Linked DNA regions of Homo sapiens: region 1 is linked to region 2. Evidence: chromatin contacts called from ENCODE Hi-C data. All regions are on one chromosome and are shown on one strand. The core of a region is the stretch at or near the end of the contact, and the rest is flanking DNA. Distances in the headings are between cores, read along the strand shown. Region 1 has its middle 94 kb from the start of MAP1B. Region 2 has its middle 13 kb from the start of LINC02198.

Region 1 (4,891 bases), core at 270-2,769, 3.0 Mb before region 2:
CTCCATCTCAAAAATATATATATTAAGTTATATATGCTAAAAATTACACGATTTATATTAAAAATGAGATACATATTTTAAACCCATTACTTCCTAATTATTTTACATTTTACTATTATCTATGCTTTTGAGGTTATTTATATTTTTTATGTCTGCATGTTGGAAATACTATAGAATGATGTTTTACTATGTCTGTCTTCCTAACTCTGTTGGACATCATGTTGATAGCTTAAAATTGGCCACGGTGGGAGTATTTATACCACAGATAAGAGCAAACAGTGGCTTTTGTTGTCCCAGACATCTGGCTGTTAAACATTTTCCAGCACACCACTGCATGACGCTGTGTGGCAGGGAGGGGTGACCTAACCTGAAGATAGCATGTGTGTAGACACGAACACCGGAAGTGTAGCAAATGCTGCTAGTTGTCCACCCACACTCATCCTCAGCTTGCCCTTTAAACAGCCACGGTTTTGTTCAGGCTGGCAATTTGCCCAGCTACGAAACCACATATCCTAGCCTCCCTTGGAGCTTGGGGTTGAAGCCACATGACCCAGCCCTGGCCAATGAGATGGATGTGGAATCTGCTGCCAATTTCTGGGAAGAGTTTTGCTTCTTGACGTGGGCACCGCCCCTTCCTCCTTACTGCTTCCTTCTTGTTCCTGCCTGCACTGCTGGCTGGAGGTGGAACAGCCATTTTGTGACTAGGAAGGGACCTCAAGGGTGAAACATGCCAAGAACAACAGCCAGGCAAAGACAGGAGGAGCTAGGACAGGGATGATTATGGAGCTGGCAGCCCCCCGGACTGCCCACCTCTGGGCCTCTTCTTAGGTGTAAAATAAACTCCTATTTGGTTAAACTACTCAGATGGGTCTCTTTACATGCTGCCAAGTGCAATCTCTTATTCAGTAGACTTTCCTGAAGAAGTGACGTTTGTGCTGAGTTGATGGGAAGAGGCAGGAGTTAAGCATCAGCTAAATGGGGCATTTATTTTGTGCCAAGTAAGCAGGCTTACTGTTTCCCAGCTCTCAGGTGTGCATGCCTGAGTTGACTTCTCCCTGCAAAAGATGCCTGGAATACGCCAGGTGAAAGGGAAGACCATGATGGGGTTGCTGAGGCAGTAGCAGTTTTGTTTTGTCCCTGGCGGATTCATATCATGGGTTAATTGGCAGTGGTGGTGGGTCCCTATACAAAAGGCTGGAAGGTGAATTCAGACTGGATCCAGCCAGTCGAGGCAGCACTAAACTGCAACCTCTCTTTCTCGCTTTCCCTACCCTGGTCCACAACAGCTTTCAAATCTTTCCAAATCCTCACCCCAGGACACGCTAGGCAGCCCTTTCCTGCCTGCTACGAAGCTGCTTTCCTAGGAAGGGGGCTTTTGAATTCAAGTGCAGAAAAATCTTCATATTAAAAAAAAAAAAAGCCTTCAACCGGTTGCTAGGGTTTTGTGTATCCTGCTTTAGGGAGCTTTCTCCAATGAAAGAGACTCGTCGCTATAGAAACTGCCACGTCACAGGACTTCTGTACAGCAGCGTCTGAGACTTAGGCTGCCTCTTCCAGGACAGGTTTTATATCAGAGCCCCTCTCACAGAAGTGTGTGCCTGGGACTGGGGAGGGAGAGGACCCTGGAATTGTCAGTGGCTTTAAATATCCCTCCCTCCCTTTCTTTCCTGCTCCCCACTTCTCTCTCCCTCCTGCCCCCCTCCATCTCTTCTTTCTCCTCCCTCTTCATTGCAAACAGAATGCAAAAGCAATTGCAGTAATACAGAGCATTTCTCTGTATGTCCACACTTCTTCTTAGCCATGGAAAGATGACGTTGCTACCACACCCATGCACATACACATGCACACACTCAGTTCTGGTAAGATAAATGGCAGCTTGGAAGGGACTCATTTGATGCAACACTCAATAATTCCATGTTTATGAGGACTCAAGGCTAACTCAAACCACTTGAGTCAAGCCCCTGAGTCAAAGCCCTTGAGTCAAGCCAAGGGAAGTTCACACTGAGGCAGTTGGAGGTGTGGGGGACCTTCTTCCTCTATTAAAGAGACATGCAAGGTCACGCATCTATCTTCTAGGCAAAGCTATTGTCTTCCCATATTAAAATACAGGTAGTCTTTGCCTTTTAAATAGGGTTATCATGTAGTTTATCATCCCAAGTGGGACATCTACAAGAGGAGCTGTTAGTAATTATACTAGGACAATGTCATATACCAGGATTGTCTGGGCAAATAAGGACATTTGTCTGATCCACTTGTAACTTGCAAACACATGCTTAACAAACGATGCACAAGAGAAAATGGCTTCCTGCCCCTCATCTTCCCTGAAGAGCTCACTGCTCCTGAAAACTGAGACATTTGGGGGATTGGAAGCTTTTGAATAACACGGGGGTTCAGAAGGAAAGAAAGAAATGAGTTGAAGGGTTAGCAGATTTTCGAGAAGATTCTTATATACATAATACTTCATACATGTGTATCTGAAGCATAAATACCCACTCCCGATAGAAGAGAGTGGCCATTTCCCCACACCCCCACCAACACACGTCTTCTTCAATCTTACAAGCCACAGTCTCTCTAATGTTCTTATAGAATGAAGTCATTCCTCTTATGTCTGGCTCCACCTGCTTTGCACACAGCCAGACTTATCTCCTCAAAAACTCAGTGCTGGCATGATGAAGACAAGCACAGTGACTTTAGGTCACCTTATGCCTCTGCGTGAGGAAGGTGCCAGAGCCACAAGACAGCAGGAGCTGGCTTCTTCCTAACGTGCTATAAAATCCCATAAGGCAAATCCCCCCACTACTTTTCTTTTTCAGAAATTCCAGCCTGTTCATGCTTGTTAATTTTCCCAAGCAAACGTTAGCATCAGCTAATCCCTTCACAGTTTTTTTTTTCTCCAAGTATCATCTTGAAGTATTTAACATAAAAGTTCATTTAGGGAGAAATGACACCTCTATGTTGTCTTCTTGTTATTTACATAAGAAATGCTTTATCTTTTCATTTAAGTCTCCTTTCATGTTAGAGTTTTGTTTTTGTTTTTGTTTGTCTGTTTTATAATACAGAGCCTTGAACCACAACTCCAGACAATCTGATTTCATATCTTTGGAGCTGGGTCAGGGAAAAGAGCATCAGCGGTATAACAAAACAGGCCCAAGGCTTGAAAGATAACCTTAGCATAATGTATTTCACATCATTGCCTACAGACTGCCTCAAATCTTGAAATTAGGAGGCAAATATTTTTCTAACTTGCCCTTTTTCTAAATTATTAATAATCATGGGTAAAACAGCCTTTTACGTGCTACACCAGGAATGTGGCCAAGTGTGTTGATGTGGAAAGAGGCAAGGTTAGCCCAGAGGACATGGGTTAGAGGAGGAAGAGGGGAGGAGGAGGGAGATGCCATTTTTGGAAAAGTCTGGGCTTTGGTTTCCCACCAGTGAATTTCATTTAAATAAAAAAAGCACTCCACATATGTATTGCTATGACAATACTAAGTCTCTTGCTCTGAGTTTCTTAGTATGTGTCAAACCAAACAGAGTCAACCCTACTGCCCAAAATTGTTGTGAGGCTCAAATGAAACCACATATCCATTTATACTGGAACAACTGTACCATATCCCCAAACTGTAAAATGATTAAAAAGTGAAATGTCATTATTATTACTTTTTTTCTCATGGGAAATTATATTTTAAGTTATAAACATGCGACCTGCATTTTGAAATCCAACATGCCCTTGAGTTTGGGATCCTTGCAGATGGCAAGAGTTCATGCCTATGTTCCCTACGTGCTTTCAGAAAGAAAAGCAGTCAGGTGAGGATTCTTTAAGGATCAGCCAGCTCCTTTTAAAAGGTAAAGAGGTGTTCTCGGCCGGGCGCGGTGGCTCACACCCAGCACTTTGGGAGGCCAAGGCAGGCAGATCACCTGAGGTCCGAATTTCAAGACCAGCCTGACCAACGTGGAGAAACTCTGTCTCTATTAAAAATACAAAATTAGCCGAGCATGCTGGTACATGCCTGTAATCCCAGCTACTCAGGAGGCTGAGGCAGGAGAATCGCTTGAACCTGGGAGCCAGAGGTTGTGGTGAGCTGAGATCACGCCATTGCACTCCAGCCTGGGCAATAAGAGCGAAACTCCGTCTTGAGGAAAAAAAAAAAAAAAAAAGAGGTGTTCTCTTCTCTTCCACATCCCCTCTTGTCTCATCTCATGGGTTTCAGGATTTTTTTTTTATATCCTATTTGTAATGGGCCCTTAATGCTATTCCTCATCTTTTCTTTCCTTTTGATACTTCTCTTGCCCTGTCTCTCTTTTCTCAAAAATATAGAATTGTCTTTTATCTTCCCTTAAAAAGAATCACTTCCACAATGATAAGTTAGTTCACATTTTTTTGGAAGTCCCAACAGTACGATGTAACAGAAGTGTTCACATTCTTTGATTCCTCAATCCCAACCTTGGGCAACAGTCTCAGGACAGCAACTCAAAAGAAGAAAAAAAAGACAAAAACTACATGTAAAAAGATAATTACAGAAAAATACTGGAAAATGTTCAAGGATGCAAATAAACTAGTGCTGAATTTATAAGAGAAAATAACACACAACTTTAAGGAAGAAAAGTGGAGACTTTGCAGAAATGTTTTTGCATTGCTTATGATAGGTGAAAAATTAAGAATACAAAACAATATCCACATTATGACTAAAATTACGTAAAATTATGTTCATAAATAGAAATGATCAGAAGAGGACAGAGAGGGGAGACAAGGCACAATCGCTGTGGGGCTGCTTTAATAATACAGAGTGCACAAAAAAGGAAGATCCTCTCGAGGGCTCCCCCCGAGCAGTTCACCCTTTCTTCCTCATTTTCCAGCCAATTCCAAAATACTGTAAGAAAAATAGAGGGTTTT
Region 2 (4,629 bases), core at 966-3,465:
TGAGTAATAATAAAACTCTGGTGTCCTGCACAGCCAGCTCTGTGTGAATTACTCTTTCTCTACTGCAATTCCCCTGTCTTGATAAATTCGCTCTGTCTAGGCAGCGGGAAAGGTGAACCCATTGGGCCGTTCCAGGGTCTCCCAGTACACAGCTTCATCACAACATAAATGAATGCGGCTTGAGTAGGGGCTTGTATGTAGAATTCGAACCCACAAAGTTGAAAATCTTTCCTTTTCAATAGGCTCTGCAATTTGCCTGATAGCAGATTACAAGGACCACTAAGAACACTACTTCCAACCCAACATTATAAGCTACTTAACAGACTAAATATGTTATGAACATAATAAATTTAAAATAAACATATGAGAATCTGTATGACAAATGCATAACATTCCTTTGAAAGTTTTTTATTTTGTGATTTGGGGTGGGTGGGTGTTCACTTACACCACTGATGTTGGAAATGTGAGAACGTTTTGAAACTACAGAAACGATGTAGTTGGAGGACTAATTAGCCAGGTGTAACTCTTCCTTCTGTGAGACAAACAACTCAGAGAGGTTTCCACAAGTGCTTATTAACTGCTCTAAATACTTCTGTTCTTTCCAGAGAACAACAGAAAGATCAAGTCTAGAAAGTTGGTATAGAACTGATGGAAAATATGAGTTCAGATCAGATTAGTACAGAGGACATTTTAGAAAACCAAGTAAAACAACAGGAGTCAATCAGATATGTAACTGAGCAAGGCTGCTAGGATGTGTACTTACACAAGGTGCAAAGATGAAATTACTATTGAAAATCTGGTCATGGAAAGAATGCTGGTTTTTTGTTGTTGTTGCTGTTGTTGTTTGGGGTTTGTTACTGTTTTGCATTGTGAGTATGGGCCTTTTCCCCCCCAGCTCAACTCACTAACATTTCTTGTCAGTTAGACTAGACTCAAGTATTTAAAAAAGGCAGCCTTGGCCGGTGCAATGGCTCACGTCTGTAATCCCAGCACTTTGGGAGGCTGAGGCAGGCATATCACTTGAGGTCAGGAGTTTGAGACCAGCCTGGCCAACATGCAACATGGTGAAACCCCGTCTTTAATAAAAATACAAAAATTGGCTGTGAGTGGTGGCACGTGCCTGTAATCTCAACTACTTGGGAGGCTGAGGGAGGAGAATTGCTTGAACCTGGAAGGCGGAGGTTGCAGTGAGCTGAGATCGCGCCACTGCACTCCAGCCTGGGCAACAAGAGTGAAACCTCCGTTAAAAACAAACAAACAAAAAGGCCAGTCTTGCTTTCTGGGTGGACTAATGGCATTTAGCCAAAATGAAAAAAAAAATCATTAAGTTGAAAAACCCTGCGGGACAGGTTATGCCAAGAGGGTGAATTGGACAGCTTTACAGATGCCTCATGTTAGGAAATTTTCCTGGATTTGAGTCTTCAATGTGGGAGCAGAGTTACCTGAATATATGGAGTTGATGGAGACATTCCTTGATGAGAAGCAGAAATTCCCCAGGGACCTTGTAAATCTGAAGCAGATAAAGGGAAATGAAGAAACCAAGTTTTACAACTTTGATGAGTGGCAAAATTTGTCAATAAGAGCTAGATATTAAGTAATTAGCTTTTAGGAAGCAAAGTGTATTGGACTTGGCTATGATATGAAGGAATTCATTTAATAAATCAAAACGAAAACAAAAACAACAAAAACAAAGAAGCGAAGCATGAATCTCCTAATCAGCAGAAAAGGGAGGACAGCCGGAGACAATCGTATTCCTGATCGATACTGATGTAAACTTGTGCTGGAACAGTAAGTTCTTTGTTTTGTCTTGTTTTTATTTATTATTATTTTTTAAATCAAGGGAGATAACGCTTGTAGAGCCCCACACACTCAGAGCCCTGAGATAAAGGGTACACGCAATGGAGGCAGGGCATCCGGGATGTGAAGGGGGAGTTGTTTCGCGTTTGACTTACTTTGCTGTCCGAGAACGACAAATACATTGAAGTGCCACAACTTGGATAGGAATAAGACGGAAGGACAGAGAAGGATGACAAACTAAATCACACAAAGGCTCATGCGCCACAAGAACTATGAAACCTAGGTGTTCTGAATCTCTGGGTTTAGATTTCCGATTAAAAAAAATCAAACATTCTAGCTGTTACTTGTTATTAGACACTCGGTAGGGCACAGGAGAATCAAGTAAGGGCAGCCATTTGCTGAGTCTCATCTTATACCACAGCGCCACCTATTGGACGCTGATAAAAATACATCCGGAAGTACCTAAAACCTATTGAAGTCCTGTCTACACAATTTTGTAAGTAACTATAAATTCTAGAATCATAGGATTTCAGAGTGATGGGGCTTTAAAAGTCATTGGAGTCAAGTTTGTGTCCAACATTTGAATCACTTTTATAACATATTTGATTAGTGTTTAATTCTGCTCCAACATCTTCAGTGAATGAAAACACACCCTCACTAAGCAGCTCATTCTATTAATATGAATACTTTCACACACTATTACTTTTCACTCAGTGCTTCACCACTCCTTTCTGCAGCACCCGGACAGAACCTAGTGCTAGGTCTTTCCAGGGTTCTTGGGAGTGAATTGGTTTCACTTTCATTGGAATTCTTCTTTGCAGACCCATTGACGGTAGGCTCTGCTAAATCAGTTACTATGCACTTTCTGTGTTTCAAATTATTGCTCATATCTCCTGTCTTCTATTTCTCCTCTCTCATTCTTTTTTTTTTGAGTTTTACTTTTTGTCAAAAATTAATCTATTATCATTTTGATAGGTTTGGGAGGACAGAAGAAATAAAACAAGAAAGAAATAAACCCCACCATGTTTAATTAGGGGCCTAGTCATGTTTTTCTGATTCTGTTCTTTTTTTTTTGAGACGGAGTTTCCACTCTTGTTGCCCAGGCTGGAGTGCAATGGTGCAATCTCGGCTCACCACAACCTCCGCCTCCCGGGTTCAAGCGATTCTCCTGCCTCAGCCTCCCGAGTAGCCGGGATTAAAGGCATGCGCCACCATGCCCGGCTAATTTTTTTTTTTGTATTTTTAGTAGAGACGGGGTTTCTCCATGTTGGTCAGGCGGTCTTGAACTCCCGTCCTCAGGTGATCCGCCCACCTCGGCCTCTCAAAGTGCTGGGATTACAGGTGTGAGCCACCGCGCCTGGACCTGATTCTGTTCTTATGCACGAAAAAAATGTAAGCGTAGGGCTTTACATTTATTTCAGTTAAAATTTTTATTAAGTTTGGCTTATCGTTAGAGCCTTTGGATCTTCACTCTGCCATATTAAATATATTGGCTACCTTTCCCAGCAGTCAGAGAAGTGCATTAGCAAGCCAACTGTACACTCAACTATTTACTCAATGAACAGGACAAGTCTGCAAACAGAATTCCTTTACACTAGAAACTCTGGGCTGACATTGATTCATAATTAGCACCTATCTTTGTGATCATCTGGGCCACATTCTTCTGTCTTGTTCACAAGGTAAAAGTCTCTGTCAAATGCTGAGTTCAAATGGTGAAGCTGCGTATTGACAGCTTCTTCTGATTTGTCAGTCTGGCAGAGTTTGGATAAAAACAGAAGTCCTGTTAATTCATTAGTCATGACTTTCCCTATCTGAATCTTATGCACAATTAAATACTCCCCTTTCTTCTCTCCATGTTCAAGGTGGTGTTAGACAACCTGCCTGAGAATTGCACTATTGATTCCTGCCCCAGTTTCTAGAATTCTTTGTGATAACGAACAGCAGCTCATTTTGTCACCAATCTCTTCTAGGTATAGGCTAGGATGTAGTTTGTTGGGGCCAGGAGGTTTGCACCGATGTAGAGAACCCAGATGCTTTCTTATGATTTTTCCACCAGTTTGGATTTTTAGATCTTTTATCTTAATCCTTGTTGTATTATTTTCTGGCCAGTAATCTTTCTCCTTGGCAGAAATGAAAGATAGAAAATAGGAGATAAAGTGGTATCTGCCTCTATTATCCATCTTTCACTACTCTTGTATAATTCCAGAAAGTGCTCTTTTTAAAAAATTTCTTTTTGAGATGCAGTCTCGCTCTATTGCCCAGGCTGGAGTGCAGTGGCATGATCCTGGCTCACTGCAACCTCCGCCTCTCGAGTTCAAGTGATTCTCCTGCCTCAGCCTCCTAAGTAGCATGAACCGCCATGCTGGGATAGTTTTTGTATTTTTGGTAGAGACGAGGTTTCACCATGTTGGCCAGGCTGATCTCAAACTCCTGACTTCAGGTGATCCATACGCCTCAGCCTTCCAAAGTGCTGGGATTACAGGGGTGAGCCACTGTGCCCAGAAAAGTGCTTTAAGTCACTCTTTACATTTAAAGTTTATCTGCCTTTCTTTTGTGTGGTATAGAATCTGAAGTTATTTGGCTAGGCAAGCTTGCTGGATTTCTTCAATTTGACCTTTTAGATTCATTTTCCACCTTTATCCATAATTTTCTGTTCTGGGAGGCTGTCCTGTGTGGATCACAGCAAAGGCACCTATGCCTTCTGGCTTTCCGCAGGAGATGGGAGGGAGAGAGAAAGGAGCATGGGGTCAGGGCATATATTTCCTTGGTTCCTTCCTGCGAGGTTGACACAAGTTGCTGAGTCTCTCAACAGAATGTCACTGCTCTTGTCTA

The links. Hi-C counts contacts between places; a loop is a spot of excess contacts on that map. Pooled maps may share reads with other maps.
Region 1: a map of CD4-positive, alpha-beta T cell shows a loop between it and region 2 (12-fold over the local background). The contact joins two enhancer-like sites. A Hi-C loop is called at or near these places in 2 of 168 maps with a recorded cell type or tissue (CD4-positive, alpha-beta T cell and CD8-positive, alpha-beta T cell), 1 of 37 single-sample maps with no recorded cell type and 9 of 50 pooled maps.

Annotation. Positions count from the first base shown.
Region 1 is chr5:72,010,924-72,015,814 of GRCh38, reverse strand. No RefSeq gene overlaps it. Among named protein-coding and RNA genes, the nearest start is that of MAP1B, 94 kb to the left of the region's middle. Within about 2 kb of position 1,519, at least 4 of the 41 ENCODE cell types and tissues checked have a DNase peak (open chromatin) inside an H3K27ac peak, as active enhancers do.
Region 2 is chr5:69,040,602-69,045,230 of GRCh38, reverse strand. No RefSeq gene overlaps it. Among named protein-coding and RNA genes, the nearest start is that of LINC02198, 13 kb to the right of the region's middle. Within about 2 kb of position 2,215, at least 28 of the 41 ENCODE cell types and tissues checked have a DNase peak (open chromatin) inside an H3K27ac peak, as active enhancers do.